2 separate regions of the Homo sapiens genome follow, and region 2 is linked to region 1. Evidence: read pairs that join two places in POLR2A ChIA-PET (ENCODE). Cell type or tissue: GM12878. All regions are shown on one strand. Links, peaks and the distances in the headings refer to the core of each region. The heading gives the core; the rest is flanking DNA. Region 1 has its middle 3.3 kb from the start of INTS6-AS1. Region 2 has its middle 8.9 kb from the start of SERPINE3.

Region 1 (2,908 bases), core at 296-2,795:
GAGGAACAGTGAAGTTCAGCTAGGTTGGAGCAACAGGTGCATGTAGAATAGTACAAGATCTAGAAACACAGGTGAGATCTAGACAGTAGAGGGCCTTTATTCCAATCTATGGAGGTTTTTTTTCCCCTATAAATTGGAGATTTATTTTTCAATTGCGTTGCTAAGTAGAAGCAATGTTTGAAAGAAATCAAACTAGACTACTGAAGATTAACATGCGTTCACAATGACCTTACCTATTATTACAGTTATTCGAAATCATTTTTCAGTGGAGCCATTGTCACAGGATCCTTGGAGTGTCACTTTTCCAGCTGGAAAAATGGCACCTCTGCCCGAATTTTGGTCGGGCTCATTCTGCCCACCAGTCCCAGCAGGCTGCACTCTGCTCATACTACGGCCTGGATCCCACACCTGCCAAGTGCAAGCCAGGTGCGGAGCAGCGAGGGGTGTGTGAGCGAGCAAGCATGGGGTCCGGCCACTGTATACAGCCCGGCATGCCAGCTGCAGGAGGGCGGGCAGCTCTAGGGGCTGGCCCCTTGCAAGGCTGTGGCTGGTCCAGGTGTACTGCAAGCAGCTTCCACAGCTGGCACCAGGGAATGCAGTGGCACCTGGAAGCTTGGAGATGCCAGGAGCTGCAGAGCCCCAAAGAGGTTGTCACAGGGAGCTCCTAGGTCTAGGCTTCCTAAAGGGCCACAGCTCTTCTCTCCTCTCTTCCCCCTTCTCTTTCCTTTCTTCTTCTCTTCTTCTCTCTTCTCTTGTTGTGTTGCCCACAACATGGCAAGCAAGGGGCATATTTCAGCCCGTTTGTGTTACAGCTCTTTCAGCCATGCCATTTGGCAGGTCCCGAGTTATTGTCCCACATCCAGGAAGAATGAGGTATGTGGACAAGTGGAGGGTGAGCAAGGCAAAGAGGTGCTTTGTTGAGTGACAGAACAGCTCAGAGGAGACCTGAGGGCAATGAGTAGCTTCTTTCTGCAGGCAGGTCATCCCAATAAGTGTCCAGCTCTCAGCAGAGAGGAGACCCACAATGGGTAGTTCCTCTCAGCAGGCAGGTGGTCCTGTCATCTGCTCAGCTCTCCACAGAGGAGACCCACAGTGTCCATAGACCCACAGTGGGTAGCTCCTGTCTGCAAGCAGGTCATCTCATTGTCTGCCCAAGTCTGGTTCACTCCAGGGTTTTTATGGGCTTCTGAGAGGAAGAAGTGTGTGCTGATTGGTCCATGGCGCAGCCATGGGCAGGCCTGGAGAAAGCACCATAAGTTCTCACTCCGTTGCATGGAACTGGCAGCCTGACCCCTGGCGTTACCGGGGACCCACCCCTTTCCGCCCAGGAGCCTGTGTGGATCCTGCTGCCATTAACCTGCCATCCACAGTGCCCATGGCGCCCAGGTTGTTCATGCTAAGTGGTACCTACAGGCCTTCACTGAGATGTCCTTATTCCCGCCTCGGCCTGCCTCCCTCCTGTGCTCATCAGCACCCAAAGTCCAGAGGGGACTGAGGCAGCATGGGGCTTGCGTGTCAATGCTGCCCCAAGCACGTGCACACCTGGTCGGGTCGTGACAGCACCCAGGCTTAGTCACAACTTTGCTCTGAAATCAGAGCGGGTGCTGGGAGCGGGGAGAGGCCAGGCAGTGGGAGCAGGCACTTCCAAGCCTGCGGGAGCAGGGAGCTTCCTGGTCCCCTGAGAGTGGGTCTTCTCTCTGTGGAGAGCTGAGAAGATGACGGGATGACTTGCCTGCTGAGAGGAACTACCCACTGTGGGTCTCCTCTCTGCTAAGAGCTGGACACTTATTGGGATGACTTGCCTGCAGAAAGAAGCTACCCATTGCCCTCAGGTCTCCTCTGAGCTGTTCTGTCGCTCAGCAAAGCACCTCTTTGCCTTGCTTACCCTCCACTTGTCCGGAGATGAATGGGTCCACAACCATGACTGGGTGGCTGCAGCTGCACTCAGGAGGGCAGGACTCCCACTCTTCCAACTTGGAAGCGGGCAGGGCTTCTGCCTGTTCCCAGCTCTTGCTGGCTCCATAGAGCACCGCCGCGGCTGTAGCCGTGCCTCCCCGATTATAGCCAGCGTCAGGGCAGCAGCCACTTCAGACGGGCTGCTGCCATCATCACCATCATGGCTCGCTCTTCCCTGACTCGATGGTGTTAGCAGGTTGTCATACTAGGGTCATAAGTGAAAGTATGTAGTAGAGATAGGGTTAGATGCAAAGGTAAGGAAAACCAAGTCCAGTGAGCCAGCCATAATCAGAACCTATGCTTATGATGATGACTTCTGAGATCAGAGATTACATGTCCAGTTCAGAAGTCCAGACATAGTGGAAGGTGAGGCGATGAGGCAGACCAGGAAAGAAATGAGGACATACATAGGCGGTAGTCAGAAACTAGGAAGCATTGACAAGCAGTCCCTAGACAAAGTTGTGAAATAAGCCAAGTTTATTATTAGTGACTCTGGTTGACAGTTTAGCTATTGGTGGATGATAGCCTAAAGCAGTGGTTATTAGCCAAGAAATGCACATCGGCATCTCCCATAAGGCTTAAAAAAATAATGTGCCAAGTGCCCATCCCCAGAGGAAAGGAATTCAGTAGATTTGAGATAGGCCTTGGTCATTTCATTTTTTTTTTAAAGTTCTTCAGGTGAATCTTATACATAATTCTGATTAGGAACCACATGCTTAATGTATAAGAATAATGTATGTACCTGGCATCTAGTAGTACTCAGTAAATAACTTAAAAAATTCACAAAACTTTAGAGTTAACTGCATTTTTAAGTAGAACTCCTAAAATAAATCTGCACACTAGAGGAAAAAAAAAAAACCCTGGGTGATCACCAATATATTTAACAATGGATTTGTATCATATGCATATTTATGAATTCAACTATGTTTTGCAAAAAAGAAAAAGAGAAAAC
Region 2 (2,908 bases), core at 205-2,704, 130 kb before region 1:
GAAAATACAAACTAATCTCAATACACATTGAAACAAACAATAGGTACCAAGGGTAATTCACTGTCTAGTCTGTGATATGCAAAGTGAATTTTTGTAAAGGATATCTCATCCTGCATTTTAACAGGCATAAATAAAAACCTGTTTGCTGTGCTTAAAACTGGTAAACAAGCTTTTCCACCAAAAACATTCCTTTGCTTATAAACATGTTTTTCTCAAAAGTAGTTAAAATTATAAACATGTTTACCCCATTCCCAATAAACATAAGGCTACCTCCTTCAAAAGTAATAAACAGCTCTACCCCAAAGTCATAAACATATTTTAGACTGTACAGAAAATTTATGGCATAAATTGGTAAGTTGTGATATAATTTGGAAACCACATATACAGCCAATGATGTAATGGCTTAGATAATTTTGGAGTACAACCAATATGGTAGATCCAACCACAAACCATTAAACTATGAGGCAAGTCCAGAGTTCCCAGGCTCTGCAGTTAACACAGAGACCCGCTGCCAGACTGTGTGAGTGTTGATGACCCCCTACATCTTCCCGGTGTGTCCTGAGCTGGCTGCAGTTCACCACATGCCACCCATAAGGGACTCTGCCCTGGGGAAGATGGAGACCAAGATCTCTGCCAGTGGAGACCACTGGATGCATCAACCGAGAGTGAGTGGCAGCCAAAGCCAAGGGGGAGATGGGCCAGTCCCTGACAGGTGGCACGTGCCTTCCCCACTCGGCCCCCTCTTGCTGGCTCACAGGTGCCCCTTAGCTTGTTGAAGGAAATAAATAACTGAACCCTGTTTAAACTAGGTGGTGTTTTTGTGTCTGATGGTTCCCACTCATTGACATTCTTTTTAAAATCCTTTTTATTTTTTATTTTTAGAGATGGGGTCTTGTTCTGTGGCAGACTGGAGTGCAGTGGCACAATCATAGCCCACTGCAGTAGCGAGCTCCTGGGCTCAGGTGATCCTCCCGCCTAGGCCTCCTGAGTAGTTGTAACTACAGGTGTGCATACCACTCCTTGGCATGCTAAATCCAGGCTCTAGCTTTGACTAAAGGTGTAATTCTTCAGAATAAAAAACCCATTTATACTACTATGTGCATTGCCAATCCCAACAAAGAGGTTCCGGGAAGTCCACTGTTCTTGAAATTTTCCATTTTTTATAAACAATCAGCTTTGGGCTCTGTTGGAGTGCAGCTGCTCCAAGGTGTGATGCAGTGGGCCCTGAAGGTGGGACATTTTGCCCAAGGTAAGAACCCTGGGAGAGCCCCTGACTTGTCCACCAAGACCTCCATCCCTCATACCCTTGTCTAAGAGGTGAGCAGGACCAACAGTCTTCATCACCCGAAAGGGCAATCCACCAGCCTCCCAGGGAGGCTTCACTGCCTCACTGCCTTCCGTCAGCAACCTAATTCTGACACCTTGCTTCCCAGTTGGCTTGCTGGGTTCAGAGCACTGGGCACCAAGTCTGTGTCTTGGTGTCATTGCTATTCACACAGACATTGTGTCCAGGTTCCTGCATCCAGAAACATTCCAGAACAGTGCCAGCCTTTGTGGTTTCTCTGTGCTGCCTCTCCCACAGCACTCACTTCCCTCCAACCAAACCACATCACCGTCACTCTTGTGACAAAAATAGAAATAACGAAGTTTAGAAATCTTGATCTCACAGCCTCCCACCTCCTCCCACCTCTGATCTCCTCTGGGGCATGTTCGCAGAATGTGTGCAATTCTGCCTCTGCTTTTTTAATTATCTTCCTTACCTTGTCCCTTAGGCCCTGCTGCACTGTTCCAGGAACAGCCTGGAAAATGGAGGTGCAGCTTCCCTGGTACCCCAAGGGCAGAGCACATTACACATCACAGTGCCAGGGGCCCACTTTCATTTGCAAAATGCTTTAAACCCAACTGTTGCTCTCTCCACCTCCTCCTTATCTTCTTATTTCCCTCCTTTGCTAACTAAAAAAAAAAAAAAAAAAAAAAAAGTGGTCATCTTGCTTTATCTTCAGCTTGAACTAGAATGGATTGTGTTGATGTATCAACATGGCATCCTGTTCCCAGGCTCTTTCCTGAAGTCTGCAGGGTCTGCCAGAGACCACGTGCCCCTTTCCCCCAGCCCTAATCTCTCCCTCAAGCAGAATTTGTTTAAAGCCACTATTGAAAGACTCACGGAATTCCCCCAGCCTTGCTGTCCTCACTCCCACTCATGAACTCCTGTGCAGCTTCATAGTGGCTCGTGATTTGTTTTCTGAGATTGTGGCCTCAATATGACCAGGAACAAATGTTTCTGATGTGTTTGACTCAGGCCATAGTGTGTGGGAAATGAAAAGGATATACAGGAATAACAGCCAATGCAGTGGCTGACCACAGCCCATGGCATCACCTGGGAGCTCCCTCTCTGGGCTTCAGAGCTTCAGGGCCACCTGGGCATGCTTGTGACCCGTCAGTTTCTCCACTGTGTAATAACTCCACCAGGCGGCTTGCCCACATGCTGCCCAGCGTGTCATCCAGTAGCCAGTGGAGTCCTGTACTTTGTGGGTTCACAGGAGGTCATGGAGTTTCTCAGAGCTGAGCCAAAGGGTCCTTATGAAACAGTTCAGGCTACTTCAGGGATGGCAAATGTGTTTCTTCTCACACACCAACTTTGACTTATTGGAAGTGGCTCCAGGTGCTACTGAGAAGAACTGCAGGTCATGGCCAAGCTCACTGGGAAGGACTGTTGTAACAAATCAGGGATGCCCTCACTCCTTGGAGAAGAAGGAAAGACACATGCCCTGTGCCTACAGCCCCTGGGATGGTTTTTCCTACTAACTATGCTTGCCAATTCCTGAAGAGCGAGGCTGGCTTAGCGAGGACCAGCCTCACCTGTCTGTCTTGTTATCCAGCCTAGGTGCTAGGGAGAAAAATAGGGGAT

The links. Peaks named below come from ENCODE experiments on the same cell type or tissue, not always from the same donor. Only the 100,000 strongest peaks of a DNase experiment are listed, where the experiment ranks them.
Region 2: POLR2A ChIA-PET joins it to region 1 with 5 read pairs; 4 of 35 experiments call an interaction of 5 or more read pairs at or near these places.

The regions. Positions count from the first base shown.
Region 1 is chr13:51,455,235-51,458,142 of GRCh38, forward strand. No RefSeq gene overlaps it. Among named protein-coding and RNA genes, the nearest start is that of INTS6-AS1, 3.3 kb to the left of the region's middle. In GM12878, for the core only: no CTCF peak of the experiment used is centred there; no DNase peak of the experiment used is centred there.
Region 2 is chr13:51,329,330-51,332,237 of GRCh38, forward strand. No RefSeq gene overlaps it. Among named protein-coding and RNA genes, the nearest start is that of SERPINE3, 8.9 kb to the right of the region's middle. RefSeq lists an enhancer at 1,975-2,104. In GM12878, for the core only: no CTCF peak of the experiment used is centred there; DNase peaks (open chromatin) are centred at 1,548 and 2,382; H3K27ac peaks cover 469 bases.